Linked DNA regions of Homo sapiens: region 1 is linked to region 2. Evidence: chromatin loops called from intact Hi-C (ENCODE). Cell type or tissue: heart right ventricle. All regions are shown on one strand. Links, peaks and the distances in the headings refer to the core of each region. The heading gives the core; the rest is flanking DNA. Region 1 overlaps LOC124905022 (a long non-coding RNA gene). Region 2 holds the start of UMODL1 (uromodulin like 1).

Region 1 (10,625 bases), core at 1,585-9,584, 870 kb before region 2:
ATAAAGCGAGAGAAGCTCCTTAGGGGTCTTTCAACTCTCATGTCTATTTAGACGCAATTGGAGTCCCACGAGGAATACCAGATCAATTTAAAGCTTGAAATCAAATAGCTGCAGGATTTGAGTCAATATTTTGGTAGGTGACAGTTAATAAAAATGTAGATTGGATAAACTACATCTATTACAACCAACAGCAACGAGCTTTTCATGAGTTAAAAGAAAACTCACGTCAGCTCCAGCCCTGAGGCTACCTGACCTGACAAAACTCAACATTCTATGTGTCAGAAAGAGAAAAAATGGCAGTTGGAGTTTTAACCCAGACTGTGGGGCCCTGGTCAAGGCTAGTGGTCTATTTCTCAAAACAACTAGACAGGGTTTCCAAAGGCTGGCCCCACGTCTAAGGGCCCTGGCAGCAACAGCCCTGTTAGCACAAGAAGCAGATAAACTAACCCTTAAGCAAAATCTGAATATAAAGACCCCCCATGCTGTGGTAACCTTAATAAATACCAAAGGATATCATTGGTTAACAAATGATAGATTAACCAAGTACCAAATCATGCTATTTGAAAATCCCCACATAACCATTGAAGTTTGCAACACCCTAAACCCCACCACATTTCTCCCGGTATCAGAGAGCCCAGTTGAACATAACTGTGTAAAGGTGTTGGACTCAGTTTATTCTAGCAGGCCTAACCTCTGAGACCATCCTTGAACATCAGTAGACTGTGAGCAGTACGTGGAGGGGAGCAGCTTTGCCAACCCCTGCAAAGTGACTCTGAAGAAGACGACAAGCCCTACTCCAGTCACACCTGGAAGCTGACTGGTCCACACACAGCCGAAGCATGAGAAAACCCATTGCGGGACTCATTTTTCTTAAAATTTGGACTTTTACAGTAAGGACTTCAAATGACCTTCCTCAGACTAAGGACAGTTCCCATTGTATACATCAAGTCACTGAGGTAGGACAAAAGGTTGCTATGGTCCTATTATTTTATGGTTATTATAAGTGTACTGGAACTCTAAAAAGAACTTGTTCGTGTAATGTTATTCTATACAAAGTATGTAGCCCAGGAAGTGACCAACCTGATGTGTGTTATGACCCATCTGAGCCTCCCATGACCATAGTTTTTAAAATAAGATTAAGGACTGAGGACTGGTGTGGACTCATAAATGATACGAGTGAAGTGTTAGCCAAAACAGAAGAAAAAGGGGTGCCCAAACAATTCATCTTAAAATTTGATGCCTGTGCTGTCATTAATAGTAGTAAGTTAGGAATAAGTTGTGGTTCTCTTCATTAGAAAAGGCTATATGGCAGAAAATAAATACATCTGTCATAAATTAGCACTGTGTGGAAATAAATGTAAACACTGGTCTTGTGTCATTTTGGCCACTTGGACAAAAAGAAAATGAAAAAGATCCAGTCCACCTTCAGAAAGGAAAAAATGGCCCTTCCTGTACTAAGGGACAATGTAACCCCTTAGAGCTAGTAATAACCAAGCCCCTTGACCCTCGCTAGAAAAACAGAGGAGCGCGTGACCTTAGGAATTGATTGGGCCAGACTGGATCCTCAACTAAATATCTTGGTTCAAGGAGAAGTTTACAAACGCTTTCCTGAGCCAGTGTTTCAAACTTCCTATGATGAACTAAATGTGCCAGTACCAGAAATTTCAGGAAAAACAAGAAATTTGTTTTTGAAATTAGTTGAGCATATAGCCCAGTCTCTCAATGTCACTTCATGCTATGTATGTGGAGAAGCTGTAATAAGAGATCAATGGCCATGGGAAGCCCGAGAATTAGTACCTACAGACCCAGTTCCTGATGAATTCCTGGCTCAAAAGAATCACCCTGATAATTTCTGGTCCTAAAAGCCTCAATTATTAGACAATATTGCATAGCTAGAGAAGGAAGAGAATTCACTCACCCCAGAGGACGACTTAGTTGTCGGAGACAGAAACTGTATAATGATACCACAAAAACAGTCACTTGGTGGACTCCAGTGAACTCCAGTTCAAATCACACAGAGAGAAATCCATTTAGTAAATTCCCAAAGTTGCAAACTGTGTGGACCCACCCGGAGTCCCACCAGGACTGGACAGCCCCCACTGGATTATACTGGATATGTAGGCACAGAGCTTACGCCAAATTACCTGACCAGTAGGCAGGTAGTTGTGTTATTGGTACTATTAAACCATCTTTCTTCCTACTGCCCAAAAAAACAGGCGAACTCCTGGGCTTCCCTGTCTATTCTTCCCACGAAAAGAGAATCGTAGCCATAAGAAATTGAAAAAATGATAAATGGCCCCCTGAGAGAATCATACAACATTATAGTCCTGCTACTTAGGCACAAGACGGCTCGTGGGGATACCGGACCCCCATTTACATGATCAACCGAATCATACAGTTACAAGCTGTCTTAAAAATAAACATTAATAAAACCAGCAGAGCCTTGACTATTGTGGCCTGGCAAGAAGCTCAGATGAGAAATGCTATATGTCAAAATAGATTAGCTCTCAACTACTTGCTAGCAGCTGAAGGAAAGGTCTGTAGGAAATTTAACCTTACTAATTGCTGCGTACACATAGATAATGAAGGGCAAGCAGTTGAAGACATAGTTAGAGATACGACAAAACTGGCACATGTGCCCATGCAAGTGTGGAATGGATTTGATCCTGGGGCCATGTTTAGAAAATGGTTCCCAGCACTTGGCTGGGTGCAGTGGCTCAGGCCTGTAATCCCAGCACTTTGGGAGGCCGAGGCAGGTGGATCACGAGGTCAGGAGATCGAGACCATCCTGGCTAACATGGTGAAAGCCCGTCTTTACTAAAAGTACAAAAAATTAGCCGGCCATGGTGGTGGGCGCCTGTGGTCCCAGCTACTCAGGAGGCTGATGTGGGCAGATCATTTGAGCCCAGGAGGCAGAGGTTGCAGTGAGCCGTGATCTTGACACTGCACTGCAGCCTGGGCAAAAGAATGAGACCTAGTCTCAAAAAAAAGAAAAAAAAATCACCTTCATTTGGGACATCATGGCAAGCACTGGAGAGAAGCCAGGTGGTTCCCCATGTCCTGACCTGGCTTGAACATCACCTGCACACTTAGGTTATCATGTGCCTGGCAAACATTGACCAAGGAATGCCCAGCCTGCTGCCTGGGTACCAGGGACAGTGCCTACATCCTTCTGCTGCCCTAAGCAGGGTTCTGAGTGTGGTCCATCCCTCTTTTCCCCGAGTCACTGGGCAACTGCCAAATGCCGGGCCTTCCCTGAGCCCTGTGCACCAGAGAGCAGAGCCCTGGAGAGATCCCCACACTGTGTCCCACCCCTCCCCTGTGACTTCAGTAAGACTCGCAGTGTGCACTTGCTCATGACTCCCCAGAACTCTAGGATGGCACCAGTGTTGGTTTTTTCTTTCTTTTTGTTAGAAATAAATTTTTGGTGCCACAAAGAAATAGCACTCAAACATAAATTTAATTTTCTCAGCAAGGCAATGTTACTTCTATAGGAGGGTGCACCTCGAGGGTGGAGCAATGGTGAGAGCAAATCTGAAAAGGGAAGGGAAGGGGTTCTTATCCCTGATGCATGCAGCCCCTACTGCTGTGTCATTCCCATATTAGCTAGGGTTGGACCGCACCGTCTAAGCTAATTCCAGTTGGCTGTTTTAAAGAGAGCAGGGGTACGAGCTGGAGTGGCGGGGTGAGTAGTTTGGCGGGAAGGATGGTTACAAAACAGGTGACTCAGAATGACTCAGGTCAGAGCAGGTGATAGAGGCTAGGAGGGGACTGTTCACTGAAACTAGGGGCTAGGAGACGAAGGGAAAGAGGAAATTAAATTTTAAAATGAAGAACAAAGAACAGGGGAGCTGAACATACTGATGCACTGGTTCTTTGGAGAGGATCTCAGAACTCATTGTACTAAACAATTTACAGGCTAAAACCTTTGAAGAAGAATTTATTATATCCTACATTTTGTTTTTGTTTTTGAGACAGGGTCTCGCCCCGTTGCCCAGGCTGGAGTGCAATGGTGCAATCATAGCTCACTGCAACCTCCGCTTCCTGGGCTGGGTCAATCTTCCCACCTCAGCCTCCAGAGTAGCTGGAATTACAGGCATGCACCACCATGCCTGGTTAACTTTTAAATTTTTGTAGAGATGAGATCTCGCCATGTTGTGCAGGCTGGTCTCAAATTCCTGGGCTCAACGGATCCTCCTGCCTCCACCTTCCAAAGTGCTAAGATTATAGGCTTGAGCCACCGTGCCCATCCGGCACCAGTGTTTACCTGTGACAAAGCCACACCCAGACCCTCTACCTTCCCGCTCTTTGTCTCATGAATGAGTAATGAAACCATCCAGGCACAGAGACAAACCTCCTATTTGGTGGACCCGCTGAGATGCCCTGATTGCAAAACAACCATACCTGGAAATTGTCCTACCTATAACTTTTTGTGTGTGTGTGAGACAGTTTCACTCTTGTTGCCCAGGCTGAAGTGCAATAGTGCGATCTCGGCCCACCACAACCTCCGCCTCCCGGGATCAAGCAATTCTCCTGCTTCAGTCTCCCGAGTAGCTGGGACTACTGGCATGCACCGCCACACCCGGCTAATTTTGTACTTTTTAGTAGAGACAGGGTTTCTCCATGTTGGTCAGGCTGGTCTCGAACTCCTGACCTCAGGTGATCCGCCTGCCTTGGGCTCCCAAAGTGCTGGGATTATAGGCATGAGCCACCGCGCCCGGCCCTAGCCGGCTTCTTTACTGCAACCTGTTTTATCAGCAAGGTCTTTATGACCAGTGTCTTGTGCGAACTTCCTATCTCATCTTGTGACTTAGAATGCCTTAACCATCTGGGAATGCAGCCCCGGGAGGTCTCAGCCTCACTTTACCCAGCCCCTATTCAAGATTGAGTTGCTGTGGTTCACACGCCCCTGACACTCAAACACGTGCATTCAGACACTCACACGAGCAGGTGAGCGGCTTTGTGACACGCTGGCTGGAGAATTCCCTCTCCAAATCACAGTTCTGTTCTCAACCTTTTGTGCATAGGCCACTCTGATTTGCTCCCTGACTGCCAACCCCCGCCAAGAAAAACAGACTTTGGGCTGGGTGCGGTGGCTCACACATGTAATCTCAGCACTTTGGGAGGCCAAGGCAGGTGGATCACCTCAGGTTAGGAGTTTGAGACCAGCCTGGCCAACATGGTGAAGCCCCATCTCTACTAAAAATACAAATATTAGCTGGTTGTGGTGGCGGGCACCTGTAGTCCCAGCTACTGGGGAGGCTGAGGCAGGAGAATCCCTTGAACCTGGGAGGTGGAAGCTGCAGTGAGCCAGCATCATACCATTGCACTCCAGCTTCGGTGACACAGTGAGACTGCATGTCAAAAAACAAAAACAGGGTCGGGTGTGGTGGCTCACACCTGTAATTCCAGCACTTTGGGAGGCCGAGGCTGGCAATCACCTGAAGTCGGGAGTTTGAGACCAGCCTGACCAACATGGAGAAACCCCATCTCTGCTAAAAATACAAAATTAGCCAGGTGTGGTGGCGCGTGCCTGTAATCCCAGCTACTCGGGAGGCTGAGGCAGGAGAAGTGCTTGAAGCTGGGAGGCGGAGGTTGTGGTGAGCCAAGATAGTGCCACTGCACTCCAGCCTGGGCGACAGAGTGAAACTCCATCTCAAACAAAAACAAAAACAAGACTTTGTAAATAGAAAGATGTAAAGAAAGATAAGAATTTTGAGGCTGATACATTTCACATGCCCGGGGCTCTGTATTCTTTCTTCCTGGGCTCCTTCCCCATCCCCTGGATCGTCTTGTCATCATCGCCCCTGCTCACAGTGAACGATTTCCTCACTGGGAATTTCACAAGAACTGTAGACGCTGCCAGAATTCTTTGGCACAAAACTCCTCTGAGTCAGAGCCTAACGCTGTTAGCAAGGGAAGAACAGCTGCAAGGGCCACACATCTGTGAGTCTTTTGAGAATTTTATGATGAATAAAAACTATCCGTTACACAGACTCATACATTATATATTAACCTAACATGTCTTCAATTGCACTGCTAACCGTCTCTTTTCATACTTTTTTCTAACGACACCCCAATCCCAACAATAAATTAAAAAATCTGAAACTTTGACTATCTAGTAGCACTGCATGCCGTTTCCTAGTCGTATTCCTATTCCGCCTTTGGAGTAGCCATTCCCTTATTCCTTTACTTTCTTAATAAACTTGGTTTCGCTTTACAGACTGGCCCTGAATTCTTTTTGGCACGAGATCTAAGAACCCTCTTTTGGGGTCTGGATCTGGACCCCTTTCCTGTAACATAAGGGTCCCTTCACTGCGCTTGTGACATCCCAGGATCACCCTGGCCTCTAGGCAGTGTAGCTCCAGCTGGGCTGAGTGGAAGAGCCACCCAACGTGTTCAGTTTTACAAGAAGAATCATAAATAGAGCATTCACCAAAGGGGCAGAAGAGAAGCGGAAACCCTCAGGGTGCTGAGATTGTGGAAAGAGAATGATGCACTTAAATAACTGAAAGGTTGAAAAAAGTATGAAGAGCATCAAAAGATGCTGGAAAATACACCTTAAAAATACTGTGACCGGGGGCGGTGGCTCACGCCTGCAATCCCAGCACTTTGGGAGGCCGAGGTGGGTGGATCACCTGAGGTCGGGAGTTCAAGACCAGCCTGGCCAACATGGAGAAATCCCATCTCTACTAAAAATACAAAAAAATCAGCCAAGCTTGATGGCGCATGCTTGTAATCCCAGCTACTCGGGAGGCTGAAGCAGGAGAATCGCTTGAACCCGGGAGGCAGAGGTTGCAGTGAGCTGAGATCGCACCATTGCACTCCAGCCTCGGCAATAAGAGCAAAATTCCGTCTCAAAAAAAAAAAAAAAAAAAAAAAAAACAAGAAACAAAAAACCAAAGAAAACTTCAAGCCCCATGAGCTGGCTTAGGCTGACTCCCGCAAGTAGATGCCTTAGTTTGCAACCCGTCTGGTGACACAATTAGGATTTTTAAAGTGCTCAGTGGCACAAGGAAAAGGGAGGAAGGGTGGAAACTCAAAGCCATGAGAAAGACAACAGCCTGGGCTGGCGCGGTGGCTCACGCCTGAAATCTCAGCACTTTGGGAAGCTGAGGTAGGAAGATCACTTGAGGTCAAGAGTTTGTGACCAGTCTGGCCAAGATGGTGAAACCCTATCTCTAGCAAAAAATACAAAAATGAGCTGGGCGTGGTGGTGCACGCCTGTGGTCCCATCTACTTGGGAGGCTGAGGTGGGAGAATCGCTTGAACCCGGGAGGTGGAGGTTGCAGTGAGCCATGGTCACGCCACTGCACTCCAGCCTGGGGGACAGAGTGAGACCCTGTCTCAAAAAAATGAAAGACAAGTGCCTGCTTTTAAGTACAACTCAGGCCAAGGAAGGGCTCCTCCATGCAGAGGATCCTCACTGACAGCAGCAGGTAAACATTGCACCTGTGTCCTGCAGAGGCCCTCGGAGTCCCCCCTCCCTTTCCTCAGATAGGAAGGTTCAGATTCCCAGGGCTTAGGTCAGTTTGCAGAAATGTCTTTTCCCCCCTTTCTTTTTTTCCATAAACTCCATAGTTTAAAGCTTCTTTCCTGGAAAATAGCTGTCGGTGCCATGAAACTTTGCCTGTTGCACTAGAACGTCCTTTCTAGAATTTCTCCCTTACTCCGGCAGCAGCGACTTTCCATATGTCCTGGAGAAGAGAGTGTTTTACCTTGGCTTCCTCTCATTGGCTCAGGGCCGAGGATGATATATTTTAAGCCGTACATTTAAAAATAAAAGTCTTGGCAAGGGTTCTGATGAACTAAAACCATCAAGACATACTCGTTAGCTTAGGCTCCCATCCGCTTGGATTTCATAAGATTTCAAAGCCAATGCTGGAAAGAGAAAAAGAAGGCCGGGCATGGTGGCTCGTGGCTGTAATCCCAGCGCTTTGGGAGGCAGAGGCAGGAAGATCACTTGAGCCCAGCAGTTGGAGACCAGCCTGGGCAATATAGCTAGACTCTGTCTCAACAACAACAAAATTAGTCGGGCGTGGTGGCACGTGCCTGTAGTCCCAGTTACTCGGGAGGCTAAGGCACGGGAACCTTGAAAATTTGAGGCAGGCCTCAGTTAATTTAGAAAGTTTATTTTGCGAAGGTTGAGTACGCACCCGCGACACAGCTTCAGGAGGTCCTGACAACACGTGCCCAGGGTGGTCGGGGCACAGTTTGGTTTTATACATTTTAGGGAGACGTGAGACATCAATCAATATAGGTAAGAAGTACATTGGTTCGGTCTGGAAGGCAGGACAACCTGAAGCAAAGGCAGGAAGACAGGAAGCGGGGAGGGGGCTTGCAGGTCACAGGTAGGAGACAGACAAATGGTTGCATTCTTTTGAGTTTCTGATTAGTCTTTTCAAAGGAGGCCATCAGACATGCATTTACCTCAGTGAGCAGAGGGGTGACTTTGAATAGAATGGGAGGCAGGTTGGCCCTAAGCAGTTTCCAGCTTCACTTTTCCCTTTAGCTTAGTGATTTGGGGTGGGGGCAGGGGCAAGATTTGTTTTCCTTTCACAGGCAGGAGAATCACTGGAGCTCAGGAGTTTGAGATTGTAGTGAGCTGTTTTAGCAGGATGAGCTGTGGACAAAACCCCTCAGACACCAAGATAGTGAAGGGAGTGGCTGTAATCAGCTGGGAGCATGGGCAGGCTAGCGTCTTAAAATCCGAGCTCCTCAGTGCTCAACTTCTGTCCCTTTTAAGGGCTCACAACTCTAAGGGGGTCCGTGTGAGAGGGTCGTGATCGATTGAGCAAGCCAGGGGGTATGTGACGGGGGCTGCGAGCACCGGTGGTCAGAGTGAAAAAGAACAGAACGGGAGGTTTCACAATGTCCTTCCACACAATGTCTGGAATCTATAGATAACATCAGTTCCTAGGTCAGGGGTCGAATTTTAACTACCAGGCTTAGGTCAGGCAGGCCCAGGCCTGGTTTCGGGTCTGCTTCCTAGGCGCCGGGCTACCTGCCTTTAGTTTCACTTCTCTTTTTCTGAGTATAGAACAATATAAAACAATATGAGAGGGTCTCTCTCTTACCTCATTCCCCTGCTTTGAGACTCTCACTTTTTATTAGTGGGAGTTCTCACTCTTATCTTTGCCACTTATGTCTTCTTGTTGTTGTACCTGAGCGAGTTAGAGAAAACGCCACACTTTGAGACGAATTAAGAGTCCGTTTATTTAGCCTGCGGCCAAGAGATGGCTAATGCTCAAAGTTCTCTTGGCCCCGAAGAAGGGGCTAGATTTTCTTTTATACTTTGGTTTAGAAAGGGGAGGGGGGGTCTAGTTAAAACAATTTTACAGAAGTAAAGTAGGCAAAAAAGTTAAAAGGATAAATGGTTACAGGAAAGTAAACAGTTCCAGGTGCAGGGGCTTTAAGACTATTACAAGATGATAGTCTTGGCTTTGGGCGTTATCAATCAGACGAATTCCTGGGAACTGCGGATATAGCTCGCCACAGTATCTTATCAGTTAACTGCATTCTTGGATGTGCTGGGAGTCAGCTTGCACAAGTTAAGTCCTTGAGGAAGGGGCTGCCAGGGAAAGAGCCAAGATGGAGTCTGTCTGGCTCTCTCAGCTAAGGGAGAGTCCATTCAGGTGGAAATGAGGCTAGGTGAGTAAAGGAAAGGGAGAGTCTAAGAACAGGGTTAGTAAGAACAAGGTTGGGCATTACATTGTACAATAGATTGCTAGTGATTCATATAGTACACTTGTGCTGATGCATTTTGGTGAACTAAGGTAGCGATGAAGCTTTTTATCATTTGAAGAGGTACAGGTAGCAAATAAGGGAGCAGTAAGCAGGTTTCTGTTACTATTATAACTCCTATTATAAGAGTTTTAAATCCTTCTAGTGCTGGGAACCACCTGGCTCCAGGGCCGAATCCGTGTTACACTTGCAAGGGCACATGTGCCAGTTTTGTCATATTTCTAACTATGTCTTTAACTACTTGTCTTTAATTATCTATGTGTACACAGTAATTAGTAAGGTTAAATTTCTTGTAGACCTCTCTTTCGCCTGCTAGCAAGTAGTCGATCTATTGATCGATGGCAAGTAGCTGCTAGCCAGTGTATTTTGATAGATAGCAGTTCTTCTCCGAGTTTCTTGCTGGGCCAGAACAGTCAAGGCTTGACCGGTTTTATTAGTGATGATTTCTAAAACAGCTTGCAACTGTATGATTTCGTTGAGCATGTAAATGGGGGTCCGGTATCCCCATGACCTGTGTTATGTCTAAGTGGCAGGCCTATAGTATCGTATAATTTTTTTTTTTTTTTTTTTTGAGACGGAGTCTCGCTCTGTCACCCAGGCTGGAGTGCAGTGGTGTGATCTCGGCTCACTGCAAGCTCCGCCTCCCGGGTTCACGCCATTCTCCTGCCTCAGCCTCCTGAGTAGCTGGGACTACAGGCGCCCACAATCATGAGTATTGTATAATTTTTTTAGGAGGCCATTCATCATCTTTTTAATTATCTATGGCTATGTTTCACTTTTTGCAGGAGGCATAGACAGGGAAGCCCAGGAGTTCACCTGTTCTTATGGGCAGTAGGAAGAAAGATGGTTTAATAGTGCCAATAACACAACTACCTGTCCAC
Region 2 (10,625 bases), core at 1,308-9,307:
GATACAGGCCCTCCAGCGGCAGGAGTTGCAGAAGCCTCGTGGGCTGTGCCCTTCACCAGGCCCCGGCACAGGCAGGGACCTTTCTGAGAAAGAACTCCGTGTCCTCAGTGCCCTGAAATGTTCCTCCTCCCACAGTCGCCACAGCCACAGCACTCAAATGCCACAAACTCCCTTATACTAAAGTGCAGCTTGGTAAACCCCCAAAAATCTGCCTGGGGGTCAGAGAGCCCCGGTCCACATCCCCAGCCTGCCTTCCTGGAACTGTGCCATGGTGGTGGAGGCGCGGGCCTCCCCTAGCCTGGATCCCCACATGCAGAGCCAGGGATACTCATTCCTTTGGTGCCCGAGGGATTGGAGGGTCTCCTGCCCTGGCCTCTTAGAAAGAATGCACTCAGGCAGTGCCTGTTTCCCTCCCTCTTCTCTTCCTTCCTCCTTCTAGATCTGCCCCCTCTTCACTGTGCCAGAGTGAGCCTTCTAGAACCTGAGGGGCCATTACTGAGGGGCTCAGGGCCCACAGGTTGAGTCCACCTCCCCTCATGCCTCACGTCCCTCCCTGTGGCCTCACTCTCCACTCCCTGCAGCTCCCCAGGGCAGCCCACTCTCACCCACGGGACTCCCTGACTGCAAGGGCATCGCCCTGGTGAGTCCCTAATTAAAGGTGTTAACACTCTAAAAGTGGGGCTGATTCCAACAAGAGGCGCTTCCTGGAGGCTGGTCTGTGAAGGAGGATGCAGGGCAGGTGGTGGGGAGAGGCCTCCCTATCTTCTGGGAGGGAATTAACTTGTTTGCTGCAGCAGGCCAGGGTCTCTTACAGAAGGTGATGGTGGGCATGGGTGGGGCTGGTGTGGCCCTGCAGAGCGGGAGCAGGAAGGGGCTGCTGATCAGCCTCCCCCAGGGCCTCCTCCCCTCACTAGTCCTGACAATGCCAACAGGTAGGAAGAGGTGTGGCCTTCACAGGTAAGACTGGACAGGATAGGGCATGTCCTGACTGCAAAGCCCACATGCTCTAAACCGAGTTGCCGTGGCACCAGCACCTGTGTCCTAATGGCCCCCCGCTATCCCCTAGGAGTGGAGTTGTTGCACAGCAGCAACTGTAGCTCAGCAGGCCCCTCTGTGTGTGTGGCCCTCGAAGAAAGTGGAAATGGGGCCAGGCATCAGGACAGGAAGGGTCTCCTTAGACCAGCACCTGAGCAGCATGGCCAAGGCATAGGCTTGTCCTGCCAGTGGCCCTCTAGGGAACCAATGAGAGTACAGAAGGGCCATTGCTCTGGGGTCAGCTGGCCCTGCCTGGTTTCTGTTGGTGATGGAGGTGTTGCTCTGGGGTCAGCTGGCCCCGCCTGGTTTCTGTTGGTGATGGAGGTGTTGCTCTGGGGTCAGCTGGCCCCGCCTGGTTTCTGTTGGTGATGGAGGTGTTGCTCTGGGGTCAGCTGGCCCCGCCTGGTTTCTATTGGTGATGGAGGTGTTGCTCTGGGGTCAGCTGGCCCCGCCTGGTTTCTGTTGGTGATGGAGGTGTTGCTCTGGGGTCAGCTGGCCCCACCTGGCTTCTGTTGGTGATGGAGGTGTTGCTCTGGGGTCAGCTGGCCCCGCCTGGTTTCTGTTGGTGATGGAGGTGTTGCTCTGGGGTCAGCTGGCCCCGCCTGGTTTCTGTTGGTGATGGAGGTGTTGCTCTGGGGTCAGCTGGCCCGGCCTGGTTTCTGTTGGTGATGGAGGTGTTGCTCTGGGGTCAGCTGGCCCCGCCTGGTTTCTGTTGGTGATGGAGGTGTTGCTCTGGGGTCAGCTGGCCCCGCCTGGTTTCTATTGGTGATGGAGGTGTTGCTCTGGGGTCAGCTGGCCCCGCCTGGTTTCTATTGGTGATGGAGGTGTTGCTCTGGGGTCAGCTGGCCCTGCCTGGTTTCTGTTGGTGATGGAGGTGTTGGTTATGGTGGTATTGTTTTAACACTCCTGAAAGAGGAACATGCCTGTTAACAGCACACCCGAAACCATCAGGCCCTCTCTCTGCCTGGCCCTCTGAACGGGGCAACAGAAACGCATCAACTCTCCCTGTCATCAGTGAAATAGCACTGGGGGCTGAGGGAGGGCCCACTCAGGATGGCCCAGCCTGCAGGTCTATGCAGACCCCAGACTCTACAATCTGGGGCCCTTGGTTTCTGGAGGAGGCAGACACCCTGGTTTGCGGAGTCCACGCTCCATTCTGCTGTTGTCCTGGTCTTGTAATGCCCAACCTTGTTTTTACTAACCCTGTTTTTAGGCTTGTTTCCACCTGAATGGACTCTCCCTTAGCTAAGAGAGCCAGACAGACTCCATCTTGCCTCTTTCACTGGCAGCCCCTTCCTCAAGGACTTAACTTGTGCAAGCTGACTCCCAGCACATCCAAGAATGCAGTTAACTGATAAGATACTGTGGCGAGCTATATCCGCAGTTCCCAGGAATTCGTCTGATTGATAACGCCCAAAGCCTCGTGTCTATCACCTTGTAATAGTCTTAAAGCCCCTGCACCTGGAACTGTTTACTTTTCTGTAACCATTTATCTTTTTAACTTTTTGCCTACTTTATTTCTGTAAAATTGTTTTAACTAGACCCCCACTCCTCTTTCTAAACCAAAGTATAAAAGAAAATCTAGCCCCTTCTTCGGGGCTGAGAGAATTTTTAGCGTTAGCCGTCTCTCGGTCGCCGGCTAATAAAAGACTCTTAATTCGTCTCAAAGTATGGCGTTTTCTCTAACTCGCCTGGGTACAACAGTCTCAGGCCACAAGGATGGGTCCTGCAGGATCCCCTTCGTGGCACCCAGGAGCTGGTGGCTTCTGCACTCTGGAGGTCACAGCCCTTATGTCTCAGTGACCCTGGCCAACACCAAGCTGGAGCCACACACCCCCACATCCCTCCACAGTGGGGGTGCAAGGCAGGACCTTCTGACTGTACAGAAACTCATTGCAGATCTGGTATTGACTCAAAATTAGCAGCCACCACACACACACACACACACACACACACACACACACACACACACACACACACACACACACACACACCCCTCCCCTGGAAGAGATCACCTGTGTGTCAGTAGGCTGAGCCCTGAGTCCCTGCCCTATCCCAACGGCTCAGACCCTGGCCTGGCATAACCACACAGGTCACCCTGGTAACTGGCCCCAAGCATCCTACAGGAAAGCAGCTTCCAAACTGCACTGAGGAACTGGGAGGACTTGGGGGCCTCTGAGCACTTAGGGTGGTAGGCTCGGGGCTCCTTCCAGCTCTTTCACGTATTGGAGTTCAGAATAGGATTTTGGCTACGAAAGCATTTCACTGCAGCTTTTAGAAAGAAAAGGCTGCTGTAGAAGAGAGTTCAGTGCTGGCTCTCACACTCAGTGGTATATGAGAATCACTCTGGGAGCTTTGAAAACTTCCGACACTCTCTCAACGCCCCGGGCCAATTCCCTCACACTCTCTCAGGAAGAGACCCAGGCATCTGCATTTTTAAAGCCATCCAGGAGCCCTCTGAGAACAGCAGAGGTTCTCAAAGTGGGGTCCCTGGGCCAGCAGCGTCAGCGTCACCCAGGAACTTGTCAGGAGGGCAAATTCTTGTACTTCACCCCCACCCACGGACTCAGAAACCTAGGAGTGGGGCCAGGGAAAGCCCTGCCGATGACCTGCTGCCTGGTCAAGGCTGGGAGCCGTGCTCCTGGAAGATCTAGCAAGTTCGGGGCCAATGGATGCCAACGGTGACTGTCCCATCAGGCGTCTCGACGGCAAGGGTGGCCCCGCCCCAGCCCAGCAGCCCTGGACTCACGCAAGACACAGTAGAGGCCGAGCTGTTCATAGCCCTCACAGCAGTCAGTCACGTTCCTGGACTCGGGGACCTCCACTACCAGGTACTGTGTCCGGTAAACCATCTTAGGGCACCGCCTCCAGGGGATCCAGCCGCCGCAGGACACATAGGACGTGTAGGACGTCTGCACGGCCTCCACCTTCTGTACAGTGTGGGTCACACGGTGGCTGCATAGCTGGTAGCCCAACAGGGAGAGGCCTTTTTCTGAAAGAGGCCAAGCAAGAAGGCGACTGAGAACACCAGGATCAGATCCGTGCGAGCGGTTATCCGCAAGGCGTCCCTCTGCAATAGCAAGTGAGAGCACACCTCCCGCACTCGCGCAGGCCTCTCAGAAGCTGCCCACCAGCCCTCTCCACTGGCCTTTGCCTGCTAGTGCACCAGGAAGGCTGTTGCATGAGTGAGCACAGAAGAATAAAGCATAAACGTAGCCTGGCCTGCTAAGAAAGCCGCTGTGACCGAGGAGGAGGTGCCACCTGGGCCCCACGCATGCTTCCTGAAGCACAGGGTTCTCACGGTCCATATACGAAGGAGAGAGCACAGCGCTGGAATCAATGCTTAGAGATCACGTCCCTTTGTTCTGCTCCATGTGAGCTGATTCCACAGGCCGTAGAATCTCGTGCACATCTATCTCTTAGTCCCCCTGAGCCTCAAGGTTGCCACATGGGAAGTGAATGTGCAGCAGTTCCCTCCACAGTGCAAACTGAAGGCCTGCTGTGGCCAGGACATGACAATGACGGCTTTCTTTTCAATGAGGTGGAAGATAAGTAAGCAGGTACTTAAAGCACCTGTGGAGTGCGGTCGCTCTGTGGCAAGTGTGTGAGAAGTTTGTTGATGATAAAAGACCAGCTCAGGCCGGGCGTGGTGGCTCACACCTGTAATCCCAGCACTTTGGGAGGCCGAGGCAGGTGGATCACTCAAGCTCAGGAGTTCGAGACCAGCCCGGCCAACATGGTGAAACCCCCCCCCCATCTCCAGCAAAAATATTTTTTAAAAATTAGCCGGGTGTGGGCTGGGCGCGGTGGCTCATGCCTGTAATCAATCCCAGCACTTTGGGAGGCCAAGGTGGGCGGATCACGAGGTCAGGAGATCGAGACCACCCTGGCTAACATGGTGAAAGCCCCTCTCTACTAAAAATACAAAAAATTAGCCGGGAGTGGCGGTGGGCGCCTGTAGTCCCAGCTACTTGGGAGGCTGAGGCAGAATGGCGTGAACCCAGGAGGCGGAGGTTGCAGTGAGCCAAGATTGCGCCACTGCACTCCACCCTGGGTGACAGAGTGAAGACTCCCTCTGAAAAAAAAAACAAAAATAAAAAATAAAATAAAAAATTGTGGTGGCTGGTGCCTGTAATCCCAGCTACTCAGGAGGCTGAGGCAGGAGAATTGCTTGAACCCAGGAGGCGGAGGTTGCAGTGAGCCCAGATCATGTCACTGCACTCCAGCCTAGGTGACAGAGCGAGACTCCATCTCAAAAAAAAGACCAGTTCAACTTTTCAGCCGTTACCACTGTGATCAGGAGGAGGCACAGTCACCCCCGCTGCAGGACAAGCATCAGGTTTACCCTATTGGGCCCCACATATCTCTCACTGGAGCCTGGTTCCTTTACACAAGGCCCATCGCCCCTCCATCAACGTGATTACTCCGTTCTCGAGACCCCTGGCCCCATGACATTCACCACGAGACTCTTTGGTCATGGACATCCCCTGACGTGGTGCCTGGGCTTCCCATCTCCCCGGGAGCCCCTACTGCCTAGTTTGAATTGATTGTGTTCCTCCAAAAATTAGTGTGTTAAAGTCCTAAACCCCAGTAACTCAGAATATGACCTTATCTGCAGTAATGTCTTACAGAGGGTATCAAGTTAAAGTGGAGACATTAGGGTGGGCCCTAATACAATATGACTGGCCCTTATACTAAAGGGAAATGTGGAGACAGACAGGCACACAGGGAGAAGGTAGAGACCAGGGTGATGCTTCTACCTGTCAAGGAACACCAAAGATTGCCAGCAGCTCCAGAAGCTGGAGGCCCGGAGCAGAGACTCCTGCAGGGGCTCGGGAGGAGCCAGCCCTGCCCGCAACTTCATCTTAGACTTCCGGCCTCCAGACCTGTGACCGAATCCATTTCTGCTGTTTAAGCCACGCAGGCTGTGTTTCTTTGTTACAGCAGCCCTAGCCAGTGCACACAGGGATGGTGAAGGGTCCCCTCCAGCTCCCCCGTGGCACCTAGCAGGGGGCCCTGAGTACATGGACTCTCAGTGCAGGATGAACGGAGGATTTGACATACAGTGCTTGCATTTCAGACACTCAACCCCTGAGCTCTAAGCTTTACTAGACTGTACCCCCAAGAGGTGGGGGCTCAGTATTACAGTTGATTTCCCTCAATGAGTAGCTGGATTGATTTCTGGGGAGGAACACAGAGATGGGAGCAGAAATGATCACAAAACCACTGCTGTCCTTATTCGCTCCACTGGGGCAGCATCTCTGAAGATTCCCTCCTTGGACCTCGCAGCAACCTACAAGTGTGCAGAAAGCAGGACTCCAGGGGCTTGTTACTCACCCCAGGAAGAAATAGGGCAGAGCCAGCCCTCAAACACGGTGAGGGAAGAGGCTGCAGATTTGCTCTGGGCAGAACACAGGTGCTGGACCACACACTTGCTGCACAGCGACCCCACTCCACAAGCAACAGGGACTGGAGCTGCAACTTCCTCTGGGGGCTGAACCCCAAATCACCCTGCGGGCCCAGCAGGGCCTCTGGGGATGGGGACCACCTGCTGCTTGGCATCACCAGTGGGGTAGTTACTGTGAGCTCTGCAAAGGAACGGGAGGTCCTCATCGTACGGGGTGGAACAGGACAAATCAGCTTCCGGGACCAGGGCAGCTTGGCTGAGAGCCTAGAGGTGACTTGCATGAAGAACGGTGGAATATGGCCGGAAGGAACGCGCTCACCTACTCAGTGACCACGCCGAGCTAGGCAAAGGCCGAGGACTTCCTGCACCAAGAACTTAGCAGAGTGGATCTAGCTTGCGTTTTTCATCGTAACCTGAGCAGAGATGCCAACCACATTAAGGACACTTACAGCTCCTGGTCTCTAGAGAGGTGCCAGGGCCCCACCTGATCGTTACATGGCCCCAGCTGGTCCGCAGCAGAGCCGTCCTGCACACATGCGCACACGCACACACACACACGCGCGCGCGCACACACACACACACTCATCTCCTGTGGAACCCGGGAGATGTTTGCCCTGTTTTGTTTTTAACATTTTATCCGAGGTCACGTGCCATCCCAAGCCTGGCTTCTTGGCCAAGCCCAGAGAAGAAAGCAGTTAGCAGATCCTGCCATCCCGCAAAGACCCACAAGGGCCATCAGAGCAGGAGCCGGGGGTCTTGGATTCCGGTCTCAGAGATGGGAAAGCCTAATGCTCTGGGGCCAACAAGAGTCCTGGGGTCAGATGGACCTGTGCTCACACCCAGGCTCACAAACCCCTGTTGCATGATTGCGCCCATGTCATGCCCTCCCAGTGCCCCTCTCTTGTCATCTGTGAAATAACAGCCATGTCCTGTGGCTGCAAAAGGCTGAAGTGGGGTCATGCCTGTGAAGGCAGTGCTGGCACACAGGGAAAATTCGGGGCGACCACGTGTGGGGTTGCTGAGGTTCTGCCCCGTGTCCTCATATACAATGAGGGGTTCTGGAAACACCTCCTAAGACCTTCTCCAGCTTCCCAGGATACCCACCCATTATGCATCTGAACTGTGGGGTCTACACATTACCTGTTCCAATGGGAAAATCCATTTCACAAATCACAAAGCAAAATCCTGCTTCTGGGTGAAAAACGTTAAAGTAGTACAAAAACATAGTTGATTTTAGAAACAGAATGGATTCCTTTAAATTTGTAACTGAATATGACAGATTTTAAGAGGAAAATGATTTTAAAATTCCGCAGTCCCATTTCCCTGGATTCTGGGGTTTCAGAACTCCCGTGTGTTTTTAAGAAGCTGCCCTGCTCTCCGCATGCCTGGGAAAACTCCGGACAGAGCCCTGGTGCAGCCTCTGGCTCCTGTGGTGACTCTGCCCTGTGAGCTGTGTGGCCTGGGCAAGTCCCTGATCCATTCTGGGTCTCCCTTTCTTTTTTGTTTTTGTATTGTGGCTTTTTTTGTTTGTTTGTTTGTTTGTTTGGGGGCTTTTGCTCTGCCGCCCAGGCTGCAGTGCAGTGGAGCAATCTTAGCTCACTGCAGCCTGGACCTCCCAAGCTCAAGTGATCCTCCCATCCCAGCCTCCTGTGTAGCTGGGACCACAAGTGTGCACCACCATGGCTGGCTAATTTTTTTTTTTTTTTGGTACACATGGGGTCTCATGATGTTGCCCAGGCTAGGTCTCCTTTTTTTTTTAAATCTGTAAGTGAGGACTTGAATGCACCAAGGTTCAGGAGACCTTTCTTCTGCGTCTGTAGGAGCTCACTGTTCTCAGTGGGATCTGAGGACCCACAGCATCTGCATCACCCACAGACATGTAGAGTTCCAGGCCCTGCACCCCAGACCTGCTGGCTAAGAATCTGCATTTTACCCCCACGAACGCCCAGGTGATTCAGCAACAGGTTCCCACTGGGGGAGTCCTCTTCCCAAAACCCTACCCGGCACTCCTGCCCCACCTCCACAGCTGCTACCATGTGCGCTTACCAAAAAGCTTGTCCACAAAAGAACAGATGTCGCCTCTCCAAGCAGAGGCGTCCTTGCCTGCCCAGGTCTCCACAGGGGGCTGTCCTCATGAGACCCATGCCAGGAAGCCCCTGTCCTTAAGAACTGCCCATGCCAAGCCCAGACCCCTCACCTGTGAAGCCGCTGGCCTGGCTTGGGCCCACAGCACTGACCAGAGCCAGCAGTGCCAGCCCCGAGGTCCTGAGCATCGTCCGGCAGTGGTGGCAGTACAGGGCTCTGGGCCTCTACCAAGAAGCCTGGGTCTCTGCTACGCCAGGGCTCATAGGGGCCTGAGCTGCCTGGACCTGGAGAAACGGCCTTTCTGTCCCCTGTGCTGCTGCAGGTGGCAATGACTTCAGAGGAAGCACCGCTGGGAGCAGTCCCTTATGCCTGCTCGTTAACACCCACCATTGCCATGGCCGTTTCCCTGGGGGCTCCTGCGTGTCACAGCCTATTCTGCTCCAAGCAGATGGCATCTTTTAGGAAAGGTGAGTACCCAAAAGCCCAGACCGCATCGCTGGATCCCATCTCGTTGTTACGCAGAAAACACATTTGAGACTCATATCTGAGTCTCTCCATCAACACGGAGTATTCTCTTACCCTATCGTTCTGAACTGGCAGAAGAAAACAGCATCAAATCAAAGTGGAACATCACGTTCAGAAAAGCGTCCTTCACACGGTTCCACAATGCACTTCAAAAGTCACAAAAATGTCCAGGTGCTTTGACCCAGTCCTCTCCTCCCGGAGCTTGGGCTGAGAGCACGAAGCTGTGGTCACAGGGATGTGCATTACCTATTATGACTTAAAGTGGGAAATTACATAATTGGACAGCCACAGGAGAGTGGGAGAGTAATTATTACAGAGCATCTGGATGCAGCATTACACGGGCGTTGAAATGCTCACCATGAAGTTTTAGTAGCACAAACAAATACTTAACAATGTGAAGTCAAAACAGCAACGCATGCAATTTCATCTCCATGAAAGTGACAACTCTGTACAGTTATATAAGCATGGAGAAAACTCCAGAAAGGGCCCTGGGACAGGAAGAAAACATTTTGAGGAGTGATAAGAATACAGGTGATTAATGTTTTATTTCAGTAGTCATCATGGTATATGTGAAGTAGATTTCTAAATCTCATGTTAAGTTCTTTCTAGCTCATGATGTTTTCATACTGCACCGTTGATTGCCTCTCACTTCTTAGTGTTGACTGCTGAAGCCCAATTTTTAACATTGGATGAAGAAGATCTTGTTGATTTTACTGAGGAAACATTCAGATGAATTAACAAAGATTCACGTTGGCTGCATGGTTCGGGAGCATAATTCCCTGGTGTTCTAGATACAAAACGATTCCTCCAGAAGGGACCTTCTCGCCTAACTCCCGCACCAACGTTGCTACCTCTTTTATTCTCTGTAGATTAATCTCTGAGATGATGAACTGCTGCATTTGCTTGGCTAATGACTAAATGTCAGATGCCATGACAAGAATACAAAAAGGAGGCTGGAAATGATCTCACAGCAAAGGGGCTGCGTACAACGGGTGTCCTTGGAACACAGCAGCTTTTATAGAAAACCAAAAGCTTCACACAGAATTGGCTCATTAAAAAACGTTTTCATACGAAAAGAATAAATGTTAAAGCTATTATATAATACTCAAGGAAGTGAAATTTTATTAACACTAAAAGAATAAAAAGTATTATGATTTAAGTAAATCTGAACATTTTAAAATGCAAGATGAATTTGTATTATCTTGTATATATCATCTCAAAATGTTTGCTACTATAATGTATGAATGTCTATAAAATATCAAGGTAAATCAGGGATAATATTACAGGTTAAAACTCAAAATTCGTCTGGTGCACTGTTGTCTCTCATCTTCACGATTGCCCTATGAAATAGGTCCTTTGTCCCTATTATATAGGTGAGAAAACAGGTTCAGAAAGGCCACACAGCCAGTAAACAAGAGATTAAACCCAGGCTTGTCTAAGCCTCAAGCCGCAGTTCTTCACACTCCACTCCACTGCTGGTCTGTCATGATTTAACCACAGACCCCAAGACAGGGGAACAAAATCAAGACATTTTACCAGTTGAGGACTTCATAATAATTTATAATCATCCATA

Evidence for each region. Peaks named below come from ENCODE experiments on the same cell type or tissue, not always from the same donor. Only the 100,000 strongest peaks of a DNase experiment are listed, where the experiment ranks them.
Region 1: it touches region 2 in a loop (10-fold over the local background); 3 of 110 quality-filtered maps call a loop at or near these places.

What each region holds. Positions count from the first base shown.
Region 1 is chr21:42,935,532-42,946,156 of GRCh38, reverse strand. It overlaps LOC124905022 (a long non-coding RNA gene), which reads right to left. Exons shown (of 2, transcript XR_007067881.1): 2 at 9,192-10,625. It overlaps LOC124905023 (a long non-coding RNA gene), which reads left to right. Exons shown (of 2, transcript XR_007067882.1): 2 at 1-1,368. Among named protein-coding and RNA genes, the nearest start is that of MIR5692B, 10 kb to the left of the region's middle. RefSeq lists enhancers at 7,413-8,071, 8,072-8,729, 8,730-9,388. In heart right ventricle, for the core only: no CTCF peak of the experiment used is centred there; a DNase peak (open chromatin) is centred at 5,846; H3K4me3 peaks cover 791 bases; H3K27ac peaks cover 1,203 bases.
Region 2 is chr21:42,069,407-42,080,031 of GRCh38, reverse strand. It overlaps UMODL1 (uromodulin like 1), which reads right to left and starts at 8,715. Exons shown (of 23, transcript NM_001004416.3): 1 at 8,640-8,715; 2 at 3,785-4,027. The coding sequence starts at 8,715. RefSeq lists enhancers at 3,431-3,930, 3,931-4,432, 6,527-7,026, 7,027-7,528. In heart right ventricle, for the core only: no CTCF peak of the experiment used is centred there; no DNase peak of the experiment used is centred there; H3K27me3 peaks cover 2,676 bases.